3 separate regions of the Mus musculus genome follow, and all the other regions are linked to region 3. Evidence: chromatin loops called from intact Hi-C (ENCODE). Cell type or tissue: gastrocnemius. All regions are shown on one strand.

Evidence for each region. Peaks named below come from ENCODE experiments on the same cell type or tissue, not always from the same donor. Only the 100,000 strongest peaks of a DNase experiment are listed, where the experiment ranks them.
Region 1: a loop joins it to region 3, with 15 times the contacts of the local background. A loop is called at or near these places in 20 of 42 quality-filtered maps.
Region 2: it touches region 3 in a loop (5-fold over the local background); 21 of 42 quality-filtered maps call a loop at or near these places.

Annotation. Positions count from the first base shown.
Region 1 is chr7:16,369,344-16,377,343 of GRCm38, forward strand. It overlaps Sae1 (SUMO1 activating enzyme subunit 1), which reads right to left. Exons shown (of 9, transcript NM_019748.3): 3 at 944-1,117. Among named protein-coding and RNA genes, the nearest start is that of Sae1, 15 kb to the right of the region's middle. In gastrocnemius, CTCF peaks have their summits at 3,511 (motif pointing left), 4,588 (motif pointing left) and 7,373 (motif pointing right); a DNase peak (open chromatin) is centred at 7,377; H3K27ac peaks cover 221 bases.
Region 2 is chr7:16,378,806-16,386,805 of GRCm38, forward strand. All of the region lies in intron 1 of Sae1 (SUMO1 activating enzyme subunit 1), which reads right to left. Among named protein-coding and RNA genes, the nearest start is that of Sae1, 5.1 kb to the right of the region's middle. In gastrocnemius, no CTCF peak of the experiment used is centred here; no DNase peak of the experiment used is centred here.
Region 3 is chr7:16,291,498-16,299,497 of GRCm38, forward strand. No RefSeq gene overlaps it. Among named protein-coding and RNA genes, the nearest start is that of Ccdc9, 8.7 kb to the left of the region's middle. In gastrocnemius, CTCF peaks have their summits at 3,442 (motif pointing right) and 5,451; DNase peaks (open chromatin) are centred at 3,026, 3,485, 4,113 and 5,539; H3K4me3 peaks cover 2,434 bases; H3K27ac peaks cover 3,756 bases.

The DNA of each region.
Region 1 (8,000 bases), 78 kb after region 3:
GAGAATAGATGATGTGAGTTCTACATGCAGCATTTGGTGTATCACTGACAATTCCATGGCCAAAGTGATTGTTTGTGTGTGTGTGTGTGTGTATATATATATATATATAAAAGGCACAGACACACTGAGCACAGATGTGTTGGCTGTTAGTTATCTGTTTTTTAAGACAAAGCAAGGAGGTGGGGGTGCATGCCTTTAAGTGCAGCACCATGCAAATCTCCAAAGGTCAGCCTGGTCTTATAGAGCAAGTTCCAGGATGGCCAGAGCTACAGAGAAACTGTCTTCAAAAACAAAACCTTATGTAGCCCAGACTGGCCTCAAACTCAGTCTTGATCTCTTATTCCTTCCTAATTCCATTTGCCTAATGTCGGGATTATAGGCAAATGCTACCAAGCTTGGCTAGGGATGTTTGCTGCTTCCTTCCTGAACACAAAACATAAGCTGTAGCTTGATACTTCTATCTAATAAGTGCAGCTGGCAACAAAATTAATCAGCAACTTAAATTTCCAGAACACAAGAGCAAAGATTCTGCTCTTGGCCAAAAGACCGAGAAGTGATGATGAGCAAAGATTCTGAAGGAAGATAAACACTAATGCTGAAACCTAGACTCAGATAACAGAAGCCCAGACACAGAAGACAGCAGGCACCTCACAAACAACCACAATAGGTCTAATAGACTGGACCTACTCAGAAACACATATACAATGTGTCAAGCCTAAAGAAGACATCAGTTTATAGACACAGATGGGGTAAAAGTTCAGAGTGTGTGATTTGAAAGCCCTTGTACACCTACAGTTAATCTCGTTACATAGTCCTGGCCTCCTTCCCACCTTTGGCTCCCAAACACTAGGGTTAGAGGTTAGAGGTATGACTCCATACTGAACTTCCACTACTACTTCAACCTGCTTGACTCTCCCAACAGGCTCAATACTAGGAAACTCACCGCATCAAACTTCGTGAAGAAGGACTCTGGCTTCTTCTCTACATCCTCAGTGTCCACCTTTACATCCACCATGGGATTGAGATTCTGGGCTCGTTCCAAAGAGGCCTCGGCCCTATTGCGGCCCACAGACCCAGTCTGAATCAAGAACTGAGCTCCAGGGTCTTCTGGAGATACCTAGGGAAAAAAAGTTCTCCTTAATTCTTGGAGTCTTTCTGAAATGTAAATCCATCAATGTAAAGACATCTAGACTATATAAGGATGCTAAAATGCCCACAACCAATTGTTATCATCCCTACAGAATTCAGCCTGGCTACACTTCAGTCGTGGCTAGTTTTTGTTAACTTCACACAATCTAGAATAATCTAGAAAAGAGGAAACTTCAGCTGAGAAACCGCCTCTATCAAACTGGCCCATGGACAGGTCTACCATGCATTTTCTTGATTAATGATTGATGTGGAAACACATTTCCATGGCTTCTGCTTCAGTTCCTACCTTTGTTCCCCTCAATGGACTTGGGACCAAACCAACCAACCCTTTCCTCACCAAATTGCTTTTTGTCAAGTGTTTTATCAAGGCAACAGAAACTCTCAGACAGGGCTGGAGAGCTGGCTCAGTGGTCAAGAGCACTGACTGCTCTTCCAGAGGTCCTGAGTTCAATTCCCAGCAACCAACATGGTGGCTCACAACCATCTGTAATGAGATCCAATGCACACTCTTCTGGGAGCCTGAAGACAGTGACAGTATACTCATAAATAAAATACATAATTTAAGAAAAAAGAAAAACTCTCAGACAAAAACTGGTACAAACCTAATCACATTGTTCATGCTGTTTTGGGGGAGGATTGTGGAAGTATTTGGGACTTAAGGCCAGAAAAGCCAGAGGGCTCAGAACGTAATGGGCTGCTCTGTGGAGGTTTCATAGGTAAGAATGCTGAGAGCAGTGCAGACGATAAGAGGCCTGTCTTGTGAAGTTTCGAAAGGAAGCAAAGGAACTCTATCAGGGCCATGTAAGTGATATTCTGAGTTACAAATTTGAAGTTCTGGTAAGATGGAGTTGAAGAGTTGGCTGTGATTACTAGGAGACTGGAACCAGTAAAATGCAACCTTTGCTCTGTTGAGACAATACTGATACTGTCAATGGCGCTAAAGAATCAGCTGTGATTAAGAAAGAAATAGGCAGCCGGGCGTGGTGGCGGAGGCAGGCGGATTTCTGAGTTCAAGGCCAGCCTGGTCTACAAAGTGAGTTCCAGGACAGCCAGGGCTATACAGAGAAACCCTGTCTCAAAAAACCAAAAAAAAAGAAAAAAAAAAAAAAAAAAGAAATAGGCAGCCGGGCGTGGTGGCACACACCTTTAATCCCAGCACTGGGGAGGCAGAGGCAGGCGGATTTCTGAGTTCGAGGCCAGCCTGGTCTACAGAGTGAGTTCCTGGACAGCCAGGGCTGCACAGAGAAACCCTGTCTTGAAAAATCAAAAAAAAAAAAAAAAAAAAACAAAGAACAAAAAACAAAAACAAAAAGAAAGAAACAGGCAGCTGGGCGTAGCGATGCATGTCTTTTATCCTGGTGCTTGAGAGACAGAAATGGATCTGAGTCTGCTTAGCTCTAGGACAGCCAAGGATATAGACAAACCCTGTCTCAAACAAAACAAAACAAAACAAACAAAACAAAAGATCAGCCAGCATCACTGAGGCAAAATCTTGTAAGGAAATGTTTGCTCAGGGTCAGCACACAGAAGCTTGGTCCAGAGAGGGCCAAGACTGTACCTTATGATAGCAGCCAAAGGAGTCATGAAGAGCAGCTGAGGTACTGCAGGGTCAGAGTGCCTGAAGAAAGCCCAAAAGAGGCCTGTGGTGAAGATTCAGCCCAGTTGCCACAGAGATGCCAGCACTTGGAGAAGCTAGTACCAAAGGCAGAAGTAGCTGTGGAATGGAGCTCTTCAAGATCTCTGGAGCCCAGAAGATCCTGAGTCACAGGCGTCTGACACCAAGGTTCACACTGCTGGACTTTGACTGTGCTCAGGTTTTTCCTCTTAAGAGTAAGAAACTCTAGCTATATATGTAGCAGAGGATGGCCTTGTCCATCATCAATGGGAGGAGAGGCTCTTGGTCCTATGAAGGTTCTATGCCCCAGTGTAGGGGAAGACCAGGACCAGGAATGGGAGTGGGTGGGTTGGTGAGCAGGGGGAGGGGGAGAGGATAGAGGATTTTCAGAGGGAAAACTAGGAAAGGGGATAACATTTGAAATGTAAATGTAAATATAGAAAATATCTAAAAAAAAAAAAAAAAAAAAAAAAAAAGAGTAAGAAAACACTTTTTTTTTTAATTTGCAGAAGCCCACAGTTAGTTGAGAGACTTGGGTGTTTTAGAAAAACCTTGAAAGGTATTCTGGATGTTTAAAGAGACTGAACAGGGGGGGCTGGTGAGATGGCTCAGTGGGTAAAAACACCAACTGCTCTTCCGAAGGTCCTGAGTTCAAATCCCAGCAACCACATGGTGGCTCACAGTCATCTGTAAGGAGATCTGACGCCCTCTTCTGGAGTGTCTGAAGACAGCAACAGCGTATTTATGTATAATAATAAATAAATCTTTGGGTCTGAGAGAGCAGGGCCAACCAGAGCGAGGAGAGGTTCTAAATACAATTCCCAACAACCACATGAAGGCTCACACCCATCAGCAAAGCTATAGGGTACTCATATACATAAAAATAAATCTTTAGAGAGACTGAACTGCTAAAGTGCTTGAATTTTTTTAAAAGACCGTTTAGTGTCTTATTCAGGACAAGTCAGAAAGGAAAAGTTGTAGTTAGTGATATGTTAGGTTTTTTGGAGGTCAACTTAACAAGTTAGAATTATTTGGGAAGAGGAAAACCAAAGTGAGAAAATGCCTTCATCAGATTGCTTATAGGTAAATCTGTGGGGGCATTTTCTTGATTAATAATTAATGTAGGGGGCTGGAAAGCTGGCTCAGCAGTTAAGAGCACTGACTGCTCTCCTAGAGGTCCTGAGTTCAAATCCCAACAACCACATGGTGGCTCGCAACCATCTGTAATGAGATCAGATACCCACTTCTGGTGTGTCTGAAGACAGCTACAGTGTACTTACATATAACAAACAAACAAACAAACAAACAAATCCATTAAAATATTAGTTAATTGCCAGGCAGTGGTGGCACATGCCTTTAATCCAAGCACTTGGGAGGCAGAGGAGGCAGGTAGAGTCCAGCCTGGTCTACAGAGTGAGTTCCAGGACAACTAAAGCTACACAGAGAAACCCTGTCAAAAACAAAAACAAAAACCACAAACAAAAACAAAACAAAAATATAGGAGGGCCCAGTTAACTATAAGTAGTGGCATCCCTGGGCAGGTGTCCCTGACTGTCTAAGTAAGAAAGCTAAGCACACCAGTAAACAGTGTTCCCCATGTCTTCCGTCTTAGCCCTTGCCTCCACATTTCTGTCCTAATTCCCTTCAGTCATGGGATGACCTCAAAGTTGAAGCTGAAATAAAATGTTGCTTTCCTGAGCTGCTTTTGGTCACAGTATTCATCACAGCAATGGAAACCCTAAGATAGCTGACTGTTCTTTCTTCTGAGGCTGTACCACACTACAGTTTAAAGCTGGCCATCGATAGTTAAAGAGCACCCTCTTGTGTTTACATGGGAAACTCTCCAAGCAAAGTTTAAGGTTTCCTCTACTTAAAGTTGGGTAGATTTTTAACTGCTACTGAGTGATTACTAGTTCTCAGCAGTAAACTGATTCCCTAGCACACAAAGGACCGTCCCTGAATTGGAAGAATCTCCACCCCCAGCCCAGAAGGACATGGAAGCAAGCAGAGTAATTGACTTTTTCATTAAGGGTAGATATGTCAGCAGAGCCCCAGAGACCAGAGCTACCAAGTAGACTCCATCCATATCACTCAAAAGTATTTCATACACAAAACATTTAACTTAGCAAATGAGTTCACCAGAACTAGGTTCAGGGGAAGTTAAGTCATCTCCCCCACTGTCCCTCCCCAGGCACCTACCAACTATCCAAAGGACACGTTCTTTCTCAGTATCAAGAAAATGGGCCAAGTCAGGAGTTGGTGGCACATGCCTTAAATCCCAGAACACAGGAGGTAAAGGCAGGTGGATCTCTGAGTTTGAGGCCTGCCTAGTCTACAGAGAACTAGTTCCAGGAAAGCCAGAGCTATTACAGAGAAACCCTGTCCTTTTTTTTTTCTTTTGGTTTTTCGAGACAGTGTTTCTCTGTATAGCTCCGGCTGTCCTGGAACTCAGAAATCTGCCTGCCTCTGCCTCCCAAGTGCTGGGATTAAAGGCATGTGTCACCATGCCTGGCAAGAAACCCTGTCTTGAAAAAATATTAATAATAAAAAGGAAAAATAAAAAATAAAAAGGGGTGGCATTTTTTCCAACCAGTATTATGCTTTTCAGTCACCACATGCTGTTGGGATCTCATTCCCTATTGGAAGGCATAAGTCTGAGATTATGGGGAACGGCTCTACACCATTCTGGTTAGATTCAAATCCTGGTTCAATCACTGACTGTATTGCTTAAGTGTATAGAAACAGTATAGACACTCATCATTCCACAGGTAATATGCTGCTACCCTGAGCTCAGATCCTGGCTCTTCTCTTCTATTGATAGACACTGTAGTCTCCATAGGCCCTGTGAAGTAAAGCTGTGTGCAAGATTCCATCTCAGGGTCCATTCACTTCACTCTGTATAGTTCCAAAACAAGCTCACTTATGCTTTTAATTTCTACCAAAAGTTGGCGTCATTTCTCAAGTCACTCTTGGTGCAGACTGCCTTCCAGCCATCCACCTCAGTCTATTAAAGTCACAGCTTCTTGGAGACCCACCAGACCTCATCACTGAGTGTTCTTATCTACCACCTTTTGGAGATAAGCCATTAACAACACATTAATCGCCCAAGTCAAAACCTTGTCTTCACGTGGATTCCTGGCCTGCATGTAGCCCTGCAGTAAGCTGGCTAAGGGCAAGGACCTGGACTCCTTGCCAAGACGGAGGCCACAAGTAACCAGGACCTAACCTCCTTTCCCTCCATTTACTACCGAGCAGATGGTGGCAGGTCCCAGAACTCAAGTAATTCTGAGAATAAGAAAGTGAAATCATCTCCTATATCTCTTCTTGGCTTTGAGTTCATGCATGTATGGGCCAGCAGATTCTCCTGTTCCTCATACCAGCGCACTTCCCGACATCTCACCTCTCATCTACAGTACCTAACACACTTGTAAAGTGGTTTCTCATCCTACATCTTGAGTCAACAATTGATGCAGTGATTACTGATACACTCAAACACACCTTGAAGATCTAGAGTCCCGATCACCTTCAATAATGAGGCCATCTTGATTGGTGATAGAGGCCAAGGCTGCTCAGGTTGCCTTCTCATTTTCTTTGAAACTGTTTAATGAATATTCACCTGGAGGGCTCTAGCAGACCCTCTTAAAACTTCCCTTGCCAGCCCGGAGGGAGAGCTAGAGAGCTGACTCAGCGGTTAGGAGCACTGACTGCTCTTCCGGGGGTCCTGAGTTCAAATCCCAGCAACCACACAGTGGCTGCTCACAACCATCTGTAATGAGATTGAATGCCCTCTTCTGGTGTGTCTGAAGACAGCTACAGTGTACTTACATATGATAAGTAAATAAAATCTTAAGGAAAAAAAAATCCCTTGCCAAAGCAGTCTTTCAACTTGATAAGCACCTCCTTAACTCAGATCAGAACCCTAGGAAACTTCTCCAAGTCTCCATATCACAATCTGCGTTAAGGAGGCCAGAATGGCTTCTGGATAATGCTTTGAGAATGAGAACCAGAGTGTAAGCACCTTTTATTCAGTGAACGGCAGACTTCAGGGTCCCTGAGGGAGTGCTCTAAGATGTGTGAATGTAGACTAAATAAAATGCTAAGGGACAGGCATTAAAACCCCCATCTAAATGAAAACAAAGTCTGAGAAGTCTATTGTCCAGTTGTAGAAGCTGGGACTATAGCCAAGTCCACATGATTTCACAGCCTTCCAAACAACTTTATACCTTCTCCTCCAACGGTGTTCTCTGGGAAATTGGGGAAGGAAAAGCATAGTGTATTTACTTATCTGATGGGAGTTGGGCTAGTTAAGCTGAGTAGCACTAGGCTACAGAAAGTCCATTATAAACCACACCTAACTCCAAATCCTGGAGTGCTTTGATATTTGTATCACCGCCCAGGTTCTCTACAGTGTAGCTGGGGTTGAGGACACTCAAGGAGAAGGTACTATGGCCCTCCAAGTGAGTAGAGGAAGACAATCAGCCCATGCCTCCCAACACTTCACAGCCCTTAGCACTCTTCTGACATGACATCAGAGCCACCTCACACATCTGGGATGAGCCCCACAGCCAGATAACTGCTTGGTGGCACATACACTAATCCTCCTCCAGATGTGCTCCTGCCTCTAGAGGGCACTGTAGTCTCACAAAAATCTTCTGTCCTGACTGCTCACAGATATGTATTTTCTTAGATTTTCTTTCTTTTTTAAATGTTTGATGTATGAGAGTTTTGCGATGTAGCCCAGGATGGATTTAAATTTGCAGCAATCCTCCTGCCTCTGCTGAGTGCTGGGATTACAGGCATGTATCACCATACCACTTTCCTCTTAGATTTAACTTAATTTTTAGATGGGGATATGGCCTAGTTGGCAATGCTATCTGTCTAGCAAGCAATGAAGCTGTAGGTTTGACCACCAGTGCTTCATAAACAGTGTGGTGGCTCATGTCTGTAAAATCAGCACTGGGGAGTAGAGGCAAGATCAGAGTTCAAGGTCACCTTCACCTGTTCAGTTAGCTTGAACTAACCGAAATCCTACTTCAATAGCAATAAAAATGCCAGAATCAACGGCATATTCTTTTAATCTCAGCACCGGAGGCAGAAGACAGGCTGATCTCTGAGTTTGAGATCAGCTTGGTCTACACAGAAAGCTCCCAGCCAATCCCTACATAGTCAACAGCCTCATGCCCGGCATGGAGAAGCGCAAGCCTGCCTTTAATCCCAGCACTCAGGAGGTGGAGGC
Region 2 (8,000 bases), 87 kb after region 3:
TGGATGAGGTCCTGCATGGCTCTCCAGAACCACAAAATAAACGAATAAAAAGAGGACAAGGGAAGATGCAATTTTAAAGAACAAGTGTTACATAATGATGAAAACCGTTCTGAAGGAGTGTATCTGTCACCTGAATGGCTGGGAAGCTGAGGCGAGAGAGATCTCAGGAAGTTCACATCCAGACTGGATTACAAAAACCTTGTCTCCACAACAAGAAACCCAGAGAAGGTGATTTTTCATCAAAATAAAATAAACAACCGATCAACATACAGATAACTGAAAAGAAAGTATTCCAACTATAGAAAACACACAAGCTCAAAAGGGGATACTTGAAGCTAGGTGGGGTGGAACACACCTTTAGTCCCAGCACTTGGGAGGCAGAGGCAGACCGATCTCTGTGAGTTAGAGGACAGCCTGGTCTACAAAGCAAGTTCCAGGACACCCTGGGTTGTTACACAAAAAAACATGTTTCAGAAAAAAAGAAAAAGAAAAAAGCCCAGCACTTGGGAGGCAGAGGCAGGCGGATTTCTGAGTTCAAGGTCAGCCTGGTCTACAGAGTGAGTTCCAGGACAGCCAGGGCTACACAGAGAAACCCTGTCTCGAAGCCCCCCCCCCCCCAAAAAAAGAAAGAAAGAAAGAAAGAAAGAAAGAAAGAAAGAAAGAAAGAAGAAAGAAAAGGGAAAGGAGAATGCCTGGCTTGACTGTTTTCAGAGACAGCAAAAACAAAGAGGCCGCGAAGTGGTATAGAAAGGACAAATGTGAAGTATGAAAATGGGGTGGGGGGAGCACAGCACGAGGGCTCTGGGGGGCACTAGAAGCCATGGGATGAGAAGATGACGCCACAGGTAAGAGAAGTCTGGAGTGGTTATGTGTGCACAGCCACTCAGACTAGTATAATAACCAAAGAGGACAAGTGTATTTATTATGGTATTGGGGACTGAACTCAGGGGCTCCAGCCACAGCAGGCAAGTGCTTTAAGTAGAACCCCAGCTTGGCAAGAAGAGCCATGATTTAATCTGGAGCACACAAGCAAAACCCATGGAAGCATAAGAAGGTGTGTGCGAGAGGTGGTGTGCACACTTGTGACCGCAGCACTGGAGAGGTGAGGACAGGATAAAGGGTAGGTAGGTTCAGAGTCTGCTCCACGACTTAGTAAGCTTGAGACCAACCCCAGCACAACAAAAACAGGCAGGGGAATTGTGTTGATCTCTATAAATAAAAATAAGACAAAAATCAAACAAAGCACCCAGAGAACACCAGGGGCTCTTCTCCAACGATCAGTGAGTGCTTACTTAGTCTGTAGTAAGCCCAATGGCCGTCAGGGTCTGGGGTGCATATCTAAAATTCTAAGGAAGAAGGATGGGAAATTTGAGGCCACCTGGACATGGTGGCGTCCTATAAGGCCAAGCAATGGATCAGAAGCTCAAGGTCACTCTGCTTGAGGTCAGCCTGGGCGATGAGACCCTTTCTAAAGGAGGGAGGGAAAAAAAGAAACCTCAGCAGGGCATGATTACACACACCACACTAGTTCATATGAAAGCCAACTTTATGGCTATGTAGTAGAAATTAATACTCTCAAAAGAAATAATTTAAAAGGTAATATTTAAGCAAGGTGGTAGCAATAGTACACATCTTTAATCCCAGCACTAAAGAGGCAGAGGCAGGTGACGGATCTCTGGAGGCCAACCTGAACTACAGAGTAAGTTCCAGGACAGCTAGGACTACTAGAGAAACCCTGTCTTGAACAACCAAAACAAACAAACAAACAAAACAAAACAAAAAAACGCCAGGAAGTGATGGCACATGCCTTTAATCCCAGCACTGGGGAGGCAGAGGCAGGTGGATTTCTGAGTTCGAGGCCAGCCTGGTCTACAGAGTGAGTTCCAGGATAGCCAGGGCTATACAGAGAAACCCTGTTTCAAAAAACCAAAAACCAAACAAACAAGGCAGATAAATGCAGGAGGATTACTGCAAAATTGAAGCCACCTTCATCTTTGAACTGAGTTCCAAGCCTGTCAGGACCACAAACAAAAGCATTGTCTATACTCTGAAGTAATACCTGGCATGTAAGAAACTGGACATGGGTGTTAAGATAGACTTAGTCAACTTCTCTTAAACTCTACCACCTTCATTATAAAAAGCCTAGCTATTCATACACTTGAATCTGGATTTTTTCAGCACCTACTCCCAAAAAGAATTGTTTGAGACTTGGTCTCATACATACAAAGGTGGCCCTAAAACTATGTAGCAGAGAATAGCCTTGAACTTTGACCCTCCTGCCTCTACCTCCAGTATGTACCTTCTTGCCTAATGTATTTGATACTAGGATCAAACCCAGGGCTTCATGTATGCAAGAAAGGCAAGCCCCTGCGCTACATTCCCAGCTGATAAAATCTACAGCTCATCCTGAGTTGTTCAGGACTTGTCTGTACTACCTTACTAGCCTGACCACCTATTATCAGACTACTACTCACCAAGACTTGACAATCACAACATTCCACAGCCTGTAAACACACTTCCTCTCTGGCCCATTCCAAGTCCCGCACCCCAAAGCCATTTCTTCAGAGCCTGAGGAGGTTAATAGTCACCGTGGACTTTATCAGATTTAGAATCACCAGTACACACAGCTCTGGGTATGTTCTATGACAGTGTTTATTATATAAAGGTTCAATGAAAGAGGGCAGACCTACCCTGACTGTGGGCAGCACAATCAATGGAGTGGGCTCACATTCAATGAAAAGGAAAAAAAGACAGCAAGCTGGCTCAGGTTCCACAAGCAAAAATGTTTGTTGCCTGAAGACTCAAGCCTGAGAACATGAGTTCCATTCTCAGAAGCTACAGAAAGTTAATGAGAACCAAGTCCACAAAGATGTTCCCTGACCTCCATACATACCTGCTCAGATATATACCACCTGTCACAGACATTCAATAATAAATAAAATTCTTAGCACTCAGGAGGCAGCAGTAGCAGGTGGATCTCTGTGAGTTCAAGAACAGCCTGGTCTACATAACTACTTCCTAGACCCTGTCTCAAAACAAACAAAATAATAAAGTTTAAAAAGAGTGGGAAAGAGAGCACCAACTGTTCACCTGTTTGCTGACGAGATGCAATTCCACCAGTTTCCTCACATCCTTGCCACTGTGGCTGTACAGATTGTACACTTAAACCACAGCAACGAGAAAATAATGAACACACAGCTTTCCTCTGTAACTTCTTTATTATTTATCTTGTATGGATGCATGCATGTACATGTGAGGAGGCCAGAGGAAACTGGAATCCATTCTGTTCTTCCACTTCTTAGGCTCCTGAGACTGAAATCCTGGTGTCAGGCTTTGTAGCCTCAGAGCAAGCTTGTCAACCTCAGGGGCCCTTCCTACCATGCACACTCAAGGGAGAATGACCTCTCTAGAACGTCCCTTGCAGGAACAATATTTAAAATCTCTAACGGTCCTAATGGTGCAGGCTTGCCATCCCAGTTGCTCAGGAGGGTGAGACAGGAGAATCAAAAGTACAGAGAGCCAGCTGGGAGAGCTGGTCCACACCTATAAATCCAGCAGGCCAAAGAAAGTTCCAGACCAGCTGTTACAGAGTGAGACCCCGTCTCAAAACACACACATAGAGCCACCGGGCGTGGTGGCGCATGCCTTTAATCCCAGCACTTGGGAGGCAGAGGCAGGCGGATTTCTGAGTTCGAGGCCAGCCTGGTCTACACAGTGAGTTCCAGGACAGAGAAACCCTGTCTCAAAAAAAAAAAAAAAAAAAAAAAACACCACACAGATGACTAGAAACACTAAAAAGAGGGCTACTCTGTGAACATATTTATAAAAAGGGAGAAATGGCTCTGACCAGTCTCAGGTTATTGCATGGCTTCTGCAGTCCCCCAGCCCCCAGCCACTACAACCAGCTCTTTGGAATGAGGGATCTGGAACTATTCTTTCTTTATTTAGTCTTTTTTTTAAAGATTTATTTATTTATTATATGTTAAGTACACTGCAGCTGTCTTTAGATACTTTTTTTTTTCTTCTCGCTCTGGCCCCATTGCCTTGCTGTAGCTGTCTTCAGACACCCCAGAAGAGGGTATCAGATCTCATTACGAATGGTTGTGAGCCATCATGTGATTGCTGGGATTTGAACTCACAACCTCCGGAAGAGCAGTCAGGGCTCTTAACTGCTGAGCCATCTCTCCAGCCCTATTCTCTCTTTATTTAGCAGCAATCAAAAATGAGTATCATGTTTTAATCTTAACTCCTCATGCCAGGGCCCTAGAGACCATAGCTTATTTATGGCTCAATTATATGAAAAAGGCTTAAAACACTACCTGGCACACAGTCAGCACTTAATGAAGTAGCTATTATTTATATTCTCTGAAGTAGCAATTCCCCTTCTAGGATTCAATCCTACATAAGTACATGATTGCAGTCAGTGAGGTTTGTCTGAGGCACGTTATTTAAGTTGAAAAAAGTATGCACACCGGGGCTGGAGAGATGGTTCAGCAGTTAGAAGCACTCACTGACTGCTCTTCCAAAGGTCCTGAGTTCAAATCCCAGCAACCACATGGTGGCTCACAACCATCCATGAGATCTGACGCCCTCTTCTGGTGTGTCTGAAGACAGCTACAGTGTGCGTAGATATAATAAATAAATCTTAAAAAAAAAAAAGTATGCACACCATACACATCCTTTCACTTACCCAACATATACCTTAGCCATGTGCTCATCACTTCTTACCTATAAAAGGCACCTGCGAGCAAGCAAGCAAGCACATACACTTCCAACTATGCTGGAAGCTGAGGCAGAAAGATCATCACTTGAACCCAGGAAGAACAAAGCAAGACCTTGTTTCTTTCTTTAAAAATAAAAAGATTTATTATTTCTTTTGTTGTATTTGCTTGCACACAACTCTGTGCAGCACATGTGTGCAAGAGCCACAGTGGCTAAATCTCCTGGAAGTGGAGTTCCAGGAAGCTGTAAACTGCCGTGTGGGTTCCAGAGACTGAACACCAACCTCCTGAGAGCAGTAAGTGCTCGTTACTGAGTCATCTCAACAGCCCAACACTCTGTTTCTTAAAAGTATAAAAACAGAGAAGCTGTGGCTATAACTCAGTTGATAAAATACTTGCCTAGCAAGCACAAAATACTGGGCTCCATCCCCAGCACAGCAAAAATGGTGTGTGGCACACAACTATAATCCAATCACTGCAGAGACAGACAGACAGAGAGAGAGAGAGAGAGAGAGAGGCAAGAGACAGGAGGAACAGTCGTTCAAGGTGATCAGCACGAGTATAAAGCCAACCTGAGTAATAGGAGACCTTGCTGAAATGCATTTGGCCCCCATGCTTTCATCTTGTCCCTTATAATCTACTGTCCCATTTCAAAGACATATTTTGAGACAGGCAATGGTGGCACACACCTTTAGTCCCAGAACTTGGGAAGCAGAGGCAGGAGGATCTCTGAACTCAAGGCCAGCTTGGTCTACAGGCCAGCTTGGTCTACAGATCTAGTTCCAAGACAGCCAAGGCTACACAGAGAAACCCTGTCTCAGGAGGTTGGGGAAAGACATGCTTTGTTTAACCTACTGGGTACAATTCAGGGCTTCAGATGCTAGGCCCTTGCTCTAGCCACTGACCAGCCCAGACAAACCCTTTACATGTAAGCTAGATTTTATCAAGTGTTCAAATCTTTGAATGGTCTCTCTGCCACCTTAGTGGAAAATCAGTCCTGTGGATCCTCTTTTATTTTTCGTTCTATACTCTTTCACCTGCTAACCTGCTAAAGACAAACCAGCTTCTCTTCACAGGAAGTAAGGCTGCTCCCAACAAAGGACCGGGGTATTAAAGGATCCTACTTGACCTCTCAAGTTTAAACAAGTGACTCATTCATTAGTTATCAGACTTTCTCTAGGAAAGTAGCATTTTCCTAGAGAAGCCCATAGCCCGTAAACTTTGTGGGGTTTGTTTTGGCTTTGTTTTAAGGAGGGGGAGATAGGGTAAAGATTATGGACATCAGCTACTGAGCCCTTTCTTATATAATGCAAGAAGCAGAACCTAAGACTCTGTATAAGCTAAGCAAGCACTTTACCAACTGAACTATACACCAAAGAGCATAACACCACGCTTAAGTGGCATCCGGAAGATGAGGCACAGGTCAAATTTCAGCCAACAAAACATAAACCTCTATGCTAACTGTGCTACGTTATTAAAATCCTCAGAGAGAAAAGGCTTAAAACAGAAATTTCTTATTTTGTTTTTGATAGTCTCATGTAGCCCAGGCTGGCCTTGAACTCCTAGCCCTCCTGAAGCCACCTTGGAAGCACTGGGATTATAAATCTCTCTGCACCTGTGATGCCAGCTCTCCTAGCACTGGGCAGGAGGACTGTTCCACGTCTGATGCCAGCTCGGGTTAGAGTGAAACCCTGTCTCAAAGGGAAAATCAAACATCCGCTGGGGTAGGCTGGGAAGCTGGAGTATTTCTAACCCAAGTAAAACACACACACCCAGCACGGGATTCCACCTCTGGCCCTGAAACTATAACTGCTCAGAAAACCTCTTAGGCATGTCAGTGGTTCAACACTCTTAATATTTTCCCTTCTTTTGTTGCTTAATATTCAGACTTGTCTAATCACAGAGAATCTACTGAAGTCTGCTGGGCATAGGAGTTGTACATGTGCTATCTCATTTACGTCTCAGTATAATAAAGTATATTCATTCCCTTTTTTCTTCAGAGACTCTATATGTGTGCACATCTGAGTGTATGTATGTGCAACACATATACACATATGTATGTATGCGCAGTGCCCACAGAGGCCAGAAGATTTCAGATTCCCTGCAACCAGAGTTACAGGTGGTTGTGAGTCATCACGTGGTTGAGGGGGAATGAAATCTGACCCTACTTCCAAGAGCTGCTCTCTCGGTCCTACCCTCCCCACTTTAAAAGTAAGGGTCTCATTATGTAGATCATGTGGCCTAAAGCTCACTGGGAATAAAGGTATATGCCACCATGCCAAGGCCTTGAACTTCTGATCTTCCTGCACTTACCTTTCAAGGGCTAAGATTACAGACATGCACTAACACATCTTGCTTATATGGTGTCTCCCTCCCTCCTCAGCCTCCTGAATACTGGGATTACAATGTCCAGCTTTCTGGTTTGATTGGGGTGTTTATGTAGACCTAGCCTGCCTCTGATAGGATCAAAGCTTGTATCACCATGCCTGACAGTGTTTTTGTTTTTTAAGATTGTATTTATTTACTTATTATATGTAAGTATACTGTCGCTATCTTCAGACACTCCAGAAGAGGGTGTCAGATTTCGTTATGGATGGTTGTGAGCCACCATGTGGTTGCTGGGATTTGAACTCCGGAGCTTCAGAAGAGCAGTCAGGTGCTCTTACTCACTGAGCCATCTCACCAGCCCGTGTTTTGGTTTTTGAGGTTAGGTGTCCCTGTACAACTCACGATGGCATTGAACTACTCTGTACTGAAGATTAACTTTGAGCCCACTCCTCCATCCTCAGCCTCCTAAGTGCTGCAATGTCAGGTGTATGTACGACACTACCCTAGAGCCTTATCACTATGGAACTTTATTATTTATGAATATTGCTCTTAGTCCCCATCAAAACATAAGCTTCAAGTTGGGAAGGAGCCTATTTAGTTCAATAAAAAATGCTCAAGGAGCCCAAGTAAGATGCCTCACCAAGTAAAGTGCTTGTCTCAAATGCCTGGGGGACACCTGGCAACCTGAGTTTAGACCTCAAAAATCTACATAAAGGAACTGACTTCACAAAGTTGTCCTTTGGCATCCACATCAACACCATGGAAAACGTACAGAGAAGTCAAAACATAAAATTCTAAAACCTCTCCCCCAAAAAATGCTCCCCCCAAAAATGCCTAGGGAGCCAATGTGTGATGATGCATGTATTTATCTCAGCACTTAAGACAAGTAAGATCTCTGCAAGTTCAAAGCCAGCCTAAGCTATAAAAACAATTACCTTTGGAGTTTGTTTT
Region 3 (8,000 bases):
TCATTTCTTTCTTTAAAAAAAAAAAAAAAGATTTATTTATTATTATATCTAAGTACACTGTAGCTGTCTTCAGATGCACCTGAAGAGGGCGTCAGATCTCATTACAGATGGTTGTGAGCCACCATGTGGTTGCTGGGATTTGAACTCAGGACCTTCGGAAGAGCAGTCAGTGCTTTTAACCACTGAGCCATCTCTGCAGCCCCCCCTTTTTCCCCCCAAGATTTATTTATTTATTTATTTATTTATTACATGTAATGTACACTGTAGCTGTCTTCAGACACTCCAAAAGAGGGAGTCAGGTTTCATTACAGGTGGTTGTGAGCCACCATGGAAAAGCAGTCGGGTGCTCTTACCCACTGAGCCATCTCAGCCCTTTGTATAGCCCTGGCTGTCCTGGAACTCACTTTGTAGACCAGGTTGGCCTCTAACTCAGAAATCCGCCTGCCTCTGCCTCCTGAGTGCTGGGATTAAAGGCGTGTGCCACCATGCCCGGCTTTTATCATTTCTTTTTTTTTTTTTTTTTTAAAGATTTTATTTATTTATTATATGTAAGTAAGTACACTGTAGCTGTTTTCAGACACACCAGAAGAGGGCGTCAGATCTCGTTACGGATGGTTGTGAGCCACCATGTGGTTGCTGGGATTTGAACTCTGGACCTTTGGAAGAGCAGTCGGGTGCTCTTACTCACTGAGCCATCTCACCAGCCCCCTTATCATTTCTTTATGTCAAGAATATTCACCTTTTTCTCATTTAAGTATCTGAAATATGCAATGTTTTTATTAGCCACACATGTTTTGCAGTAAACAATCTGTAAGTTTGCTGCAAAGAGCACATAGGCAGGGTGTAGTAGCAAACACCTATAATGCCAACACTGGTGAAGCAGAGGCAGGCAGACTTCTGTGAGTTTGAGGCCAGTCTTTTTAACCCAGAGTGTTCCAGGCCAGCCAGGGCTACATAGTGAGACCCTGTCTCAATAAATAAATGGATAGATACAAATTAAAGGTAAAGCAAACTATAGGTTCTCAATAGGTATGCACCATCATTATTGCTTCCAAACACACAAATTTCTGGATCGTTTATTTGACAGTAAAATGACCTACAGCAGATCCAAGCAGACTTCCTGGAGCCTGGAACTTATACCAAATTTAAAGGCATGGTTGAAAGTTATATATAAAAAGTCAGGGCTGGTGAGATGGCTCAGTGGGTAAGAGCACCCGACTGCTCTTCCGAAGGTCCAGAGTTCAAATCCCTGCAACCACATGGTGGCTCACAACCATCCATAACAAGATCTGACTCCCTCTTCTGGTGTGTCTGAAGACAGCTACAGTGTACTTACATATAATAATAAATAAATCTTTAAAAAAAAAAAAAAGTCAGCCGGGCAGTGGTGGCACACGCCTTTAATCCCAGCACTCAGGAGGCAGAGGCAGGTGGATTTCTGAGTTCGAGGCCAGCCTGGTCTACAGAGTGAGTTCCAGAACAGCCAGGGCTATACAGAGAAACCCTGTCTTGAAAAACAAAAACAAAAACAGAGCAGATCGGGGCAAGGTAGTACTGGGGTCCGAGAAACTGGAGAAGCTGAGGCAAGAGGATTGAAACTTCAAGGTCAGTGTATTAGTTAGGGCTTTACTGCTGTGAACAGACACCATGACCAAGGCAAGTCTTAGAAAAAAAAAAAAAAAAAAAACAACATTTCTCCTAGAACACAGGATTTTGCTCCATTTCACTTCTTGGTATGCCTTTAATACTCCAACCATATATTTTATATTTTTCCTTTCTATGCTTGTTATGCTTGTTCAAATTTCTCTTCATAAGACTTAACCAGAGAACAAAGTCTCTGCTGGGCATTTTTGAAACTTCCTTTGTCAATGCAATTAATGCAATTAGTCCAAGTCTCTTCACTTTAGCCTCAAGCAGTCTTTTCAGACAAGGGCAAAAAGTAGCCACATTCTTCACCAAAATACCACAAAAACACTCTTTATGCCACATACTGAAATTCTTCTCTTTTGAAATCTCTTAGGCCAACACAGTTTAAACACAGTTCAAATTACTCCATATTCCTACTAGGATGACCCATTAAGCCACATTTAAAGCATTCCACTGCTTTCCAAATCCAAAGTCCCAAAATCCACATTCTTTCAAATAAAAGCATGGTCAGGCCTATCACAGCAATACCCCCACTCCTGGTACCAACTTCTGTTTAGTCAGGGTTCTCTAGAGTCACAGAACTTATGGATAGTCTCTACATAGTAAAGGAGTTTATTGATGACTTACAGTCTGCAGTCCAATTCCCAACAATGGTCAGTAGTAGCTGTGAATGGAAGTACAAGGATCTAGCAGTTGCTCAGTCCCACACGGCAAGCAGGCGATACTGAGTGAGCTCAAAGGCAGCTTAAGAAGAAGACCCTGAAGCCGGGCGAGGTGGCGCAAGCCTTTAATCCCAGCACTTGGGAGGCAGAGGCAGGTGGATTTCTGAGTTCGAGGCCAGCCTGGTCTACAGAGTGAGTGCCAGGACTGCCAGGGCTATACAGAGAAATGCTGTCTCGAAAAAACAAAAACAAAAACAAAAAAAGACCCTGCCAGTAAACAAAAAAGTACAAATAAGCTGAGAATGGGCTGGAGGAATGGCTCCTGGGTTGGGACCTGAGAATTTGGCTCCCACCACCTACAACGAGCAGCTCACTATGGCCTGTAACTCCAACCCCAGGGAATGTAACCCCATCTCCTGGTCATATGCACAGAGACATAGATACACACATTTATTTATTTATTTATTTATTTATTTATTTATTTATTTAGGTTTTTCTTGATGAGACAGGGTTTCTCTGTGTAACCCTGGCTGTCCTGGAACTCACTCTGTAGACCAGGCTGGCCTCGAACTCAGAGATCCACCTGCTTCTGCCTCCCTAGTGCTGGGACAAAGGCATGAACCACCTTTTTTTTTTTTAAGAGCATTTATTATTTTCTGTCTGTGCAATATTTTTCCCTACAATATATACCATGTGTGCAGTGCCGACAGCAGCCAGAAAGGGGCATCAGATACCATAGGACTGGAGTTTAAAATGAAGCCCGCCTTGTGGATCCTGGGACAACAACTCTGAAAGATAAGCCAGAGCTCTTAACCACTGAGCAATCTCTCCAGCCCTTACACACAATTTTTTTTTTTTTAAGTTTTTAATGGGCTGGGGATATAATTAAATGTATAAGAACTTAGGATGTGTGAAGTCCTGAATACATTTGCAAAAGCGCGCGCACACACACATACACAGAAACCCTCAACCATATACACAGTCAATTCAGGGTCCGTAGTTCATCTCAGTGGCCCTGGGTTCGAGCTCCAGAACTGCAGAACCAGGTCTAAGTCCTGGAGTTGCTGTGAGAACTTCAGGTTCCTCTGCGTGGTCTGAGAACCCTGCGCTTTCATCTTTGGCCGTTAGGGGGCAGCAAGCGCACGATGGATTGGCGGCGCAGGACCAGCGCGGGGGCAACTCAGGCAGAGGAAGCTGATGAAATCCTAGCCAACTTGCAGTGAGCTCATCCCGCCCGGGCGCCTCCGGAAGCCACGGGGCGGCCCGGCCTCCGCCTGGCCCGAGCGATAACGCTCTGGTTTGGAACCAGGGCGGGAAGTCCTTCCTGAAGTCTGCCTTGTATGGGGCCTGCTGCCAGAACCCTGGGCCTGAGGGGAGGGTCGAGGACAAAGTGGGTGTTTCTTGCAAAATAAAAAAGAAAGTGAATTCGGAGCCTAGCGGTGGGATGGAGAGAAAGAGAGGTGGGGAGGAAGGAAAGGAGAGACATGAATGAGAAAGACTTTTGTGAGCGACAAAGACAGAAATTGAGGCGGACGTTGGAGAGACAGAAAGCAGGTTCAAGTCAAAACAGATGGAAGAGAGGTGGGACACGAGAGACAATAAAAGGAAGAGACCCCGGCAACAGGAACCAAGCAAGTGGCAAGGATGCTGAGGCAGGACAGGCTATGGGCGCGGTGGGGACCGTAGGGACCAGCCCTGCGGGATGGGGCGCGTCGTGGGCCCGCCCAGCCCCCCAGCCCCGCGGCGGCGCGGGCCAGTTACCAAGTTACCAAATTACCGCAGGATTCCGGAGCTTCTGACTGGCGAGGCTGCAGCCAATCAGAGAGCGGCGCAGCTGTTCTCGGGCAGGAGGCCTGGAGACACGCGCACCTTCCCACACCCAGGAAGCCGCTGACACAGGCCCGGTGGCGCGCGCCACCACTGTCCCGCGGACACGCGGAGTTCTTCTACACGGCAACACACACACGGAGACCGTCCCACACCCACATGTACGCACATTCATACACACGCATGCACCCTTATCTGCATTCGCATACAGAAACACATTCACACACGTGTACACACAGCACAGATATACACAAATATTCACACATATGCACAAATGTTCACACATATACACGCATATAAACTTACATGTGCACACACATATACCTATGCACACGCATATACACATGTATATGTATACATGCACACCATAGATGAATATATACACAAACATACATAGACCCACTAACATACACACACACACACACACACAGGCACTCACACACACGCACACACACACACACACCTAGAGGCATACACAATCCCAAGACACAGACACACACAGCCCCGGGAAGCACTACACATCTTTTTGAAGTCAGTAAAGCAATGCACAGTTCACACATACCACTACACTGACACACAATGGCCTTGTCACAAGTGACAGTGGCACAACCATAAGCCCACACACACACTTCACAACCACACTCGAGGGAGATTTATAATCAGCATAATGTCACTGATGTGTGCACAGTCCCAGGGACAGGCAACCCAATCTTCAGACACAACCACAGTGACATACTCACAATGACACATGGCATTGTATAGATAATGTGTATGCTTGGTGGCAGTGTGGGGCATGTAAACACACCCATTACTATGATATGCACACAGTACTACTGGTGCTTGGCGTGGCAGACACCATCAGAGAGACACACTGACATCAGTACAGAAATACAACACATCCACACACACCTCCATGGCTGTGACACAATCCCAGTGTCACACAAATAACCCCACACAGGAGCCATAGCATTGACACATGCCAGCCTACTGCTTATATCTGCACACTTTTCACAGAAAAGCATCCCAAGGACTCTTATAATAGCCCAAGGACTCAACTATTTGTTGCAACAGCCTGACACGCACATATCACCATACTTAGCGTGCTGACAGGGACCATCACACTGACACACTAGCCCCCTGACACGATCACTTTCATAGAACAACTCCCTAACACTCTGGCCACACGCCTAGAGGAAATTGTCACTCATATAAACACACATATCATTCCTGCTCTGGTCCATGGAAGCTAAGTGCACGTGGGATGCTGGGGGGAGGGATGCAGGGAGGACTTGTGTTTGTGTATTTGGGTGCAGTTCCTCCCCCTTCCTGCACTTCCTGGGGGCGGGGCCAAGCGGCTGCCGCTGTTACCGGGTAAACTTCCCCGCCTCCCCCTCGTGCGGCCATTAGTCACCCCCCCCAGGATGATGTCATCGCCTCATTCTGGAGGCTGAGTAATCCTAGTCTCCGCCCCCTCCCCCCCAGGTACCAGGGAAGGGGCGGGCCGCACCTGAGCTCCGCCGAGGACTAGAGCTGGGGTCTGGAGCTGAAGGCTCGGCGCCTTCGATGTCCCTGGGGTGGGGACTAAGGAATCTGGGCCTCTCTAAAGTGACTTAAGAGTGCGTATCAGTGTCCCCGGAGACTGGGGGCTTCCAGCCCTGGATCGGTGGTAGCAGACTTCTGGATCTTTTAGGCTTGAGGTCTTTTTGTTAATGCTCACTTGCTGCTTTGTGTTTGGTGTTGGGTTTGTTTGTTTGTTTGCAGTGCTGGGGATGCAGCCTAGAGCCTCACCCACACTTAGGCTAGGAATCCTTCACTGAGCAACATCCACACTATTTTTTAATTTTTTTTTTTTTTTTAACTTTTAGACAGTTACCCCCTAAGGACAGAACTGTCACTAAATCACCCAGGCTGGCCTTGAAGTTACTCTGAAGTCCATACACACATAAACCATAAATTTTCTATTCTCCTGCCTCAGCTTTTCAAGTAGCTGGGAATGAATACAGACATGTATAACTGGGCTCTGCTTGCTTGTGTTTTTATGAAAACAGGCTCTCACTCTGCAGCCCAGTCCAACCTGGAACTCTTGGCAATCCTCCTGCCTCACCCTCCTGGGTGTTACAGGCATGAATCCCCTTATCTACTCAGTCCTAAAGTATGAAGCACCCCCCAGGTGCTCCCCACATTCATGCTAAGGGCTTGATCCGTTCTCTCTGACTGAGGCCTGGGATAGATTGAGTGCTAAGGAGGACACAATAAATGCAATGTCAGGTTCCCCTTGGTTCTGGGAGATCACCAAGCTGTACCCCGGGGAACAAGTGCTTACAGGAGAGAAAAGAGTACAGGTCTGTGCCTCAAGGATGGGCATGTGACCACATGGATGAACCAGACACCTGAAGTCTAATGACTTATGGGGGTGGGAGGGGGACATGTCTATCAGCACCAATATGCTGAATGAGGCTGGGAGTTCCCCCAAGACATCGGAGGGTCTGTTTCCCAAGAACCCCAGTTCCTATGTCCTGTGCGGTGAGATGTGGGTCTTCATTTTCAAAAGACCATTCAGACATGCCTGCCTGCCTGACCTTTCACGAATATACGGACCCAGTTTGGTTTGTTTCGTTTTAAATAAGGTCTCATATAATTCAAGCTGGCCTCAAAAACATACTGTATAGCCAGAGGTAACCTTGAACTCATGACTGTCCTGCCTCTACCTCCCGATTTTTGGTATGACAGGTATGGACCACTCTACCCAGCTTTATAGAGTGCTGTGGGTGGAGCTCAGACTCACAAACAGCTGGCAAAGCCGGGCATGGTGGCGCACGCCTTTAATCCCAGCACTCCGGAGGCAGAGGCAGGCGGATTTCTGAGTTCGAGGCCAGCCTGGTCTACAGAGTGAGTTCCAGAACAGCCAGGGCTACACAGAGAAACCCTGTCTCGAAAAACCAATCAACCAACCAACAAACAAACACCTGGCAAGCCCTCTGTGAACTGAGCCTCATCCCCAGTCTGGCTCCCTTTGGAAGGGGACTCCAGACCTTGTCTCTTGGGGCTAGTAGTCCCTGTGGAGAAGGGATTGTATACTTATTTACTTATTTTGTAGCTCAGGTTATCCTTGAACTTCCTACAAAGCCCATGCTGGTCTTGAATCTCTGGTCCTCCTGCCTCCACCGTCCAAGTACTGGGACACTGGTGTGCACCATCATTTCTGGCTCATGGCCTTGACTTTTTTTTTTTTTTTTTTTTTTTTTCTCCTTGTGTTGTTTTAGGTTTTGAGAAGGGTTCTCAAAATGCAAGTCTGGCTGGCCTAAAAACTTACTATGTACCCAGAGATAACCTTGAACTCATGACCCTCCTGCCTCTACCTCCCTCTCTCTGCACAGACCGTGCTGGCGTGGAACTTAACAGAGATCCTCTTGTCACTGCTTTTGCCTCCCAAGGGTTGAAATGAAGGCATGAGGTACCATGCCTGGTGATGTCCTTGTTTTTATGACTCCAGAAGTCCATTGTGTGTGTTGGGGGGAGGGTGTCGCCGCCGTTCTATTTTTGAGAAAGTTTTGCTATGTGGCACAGGAAGGCCTCAAACCCTTAGCAATCCTCCTGCCTCAGTCTCTGGGGTGCTGGGATGGCAGGGCAGCATCAGCATATCTGGTGTACCACTGTTTTTGTGAGGCCATAGCTGAATTTCTCTTCTGTAAAGTCTTGCGACTTGTTTTCCACAGCCAGTACTCTGAATTCTTTTCAGGGCACGGGTAGAGTCACTCCCTGCCTTCCTGGGGTCACCCTGAAAGGGTCTCTTTATGGAAGGGGTATATTCGGTGGCTAATTTCCTAAGACCAACTCCATGGGACCTTCCAGCTGTGGCTTGGG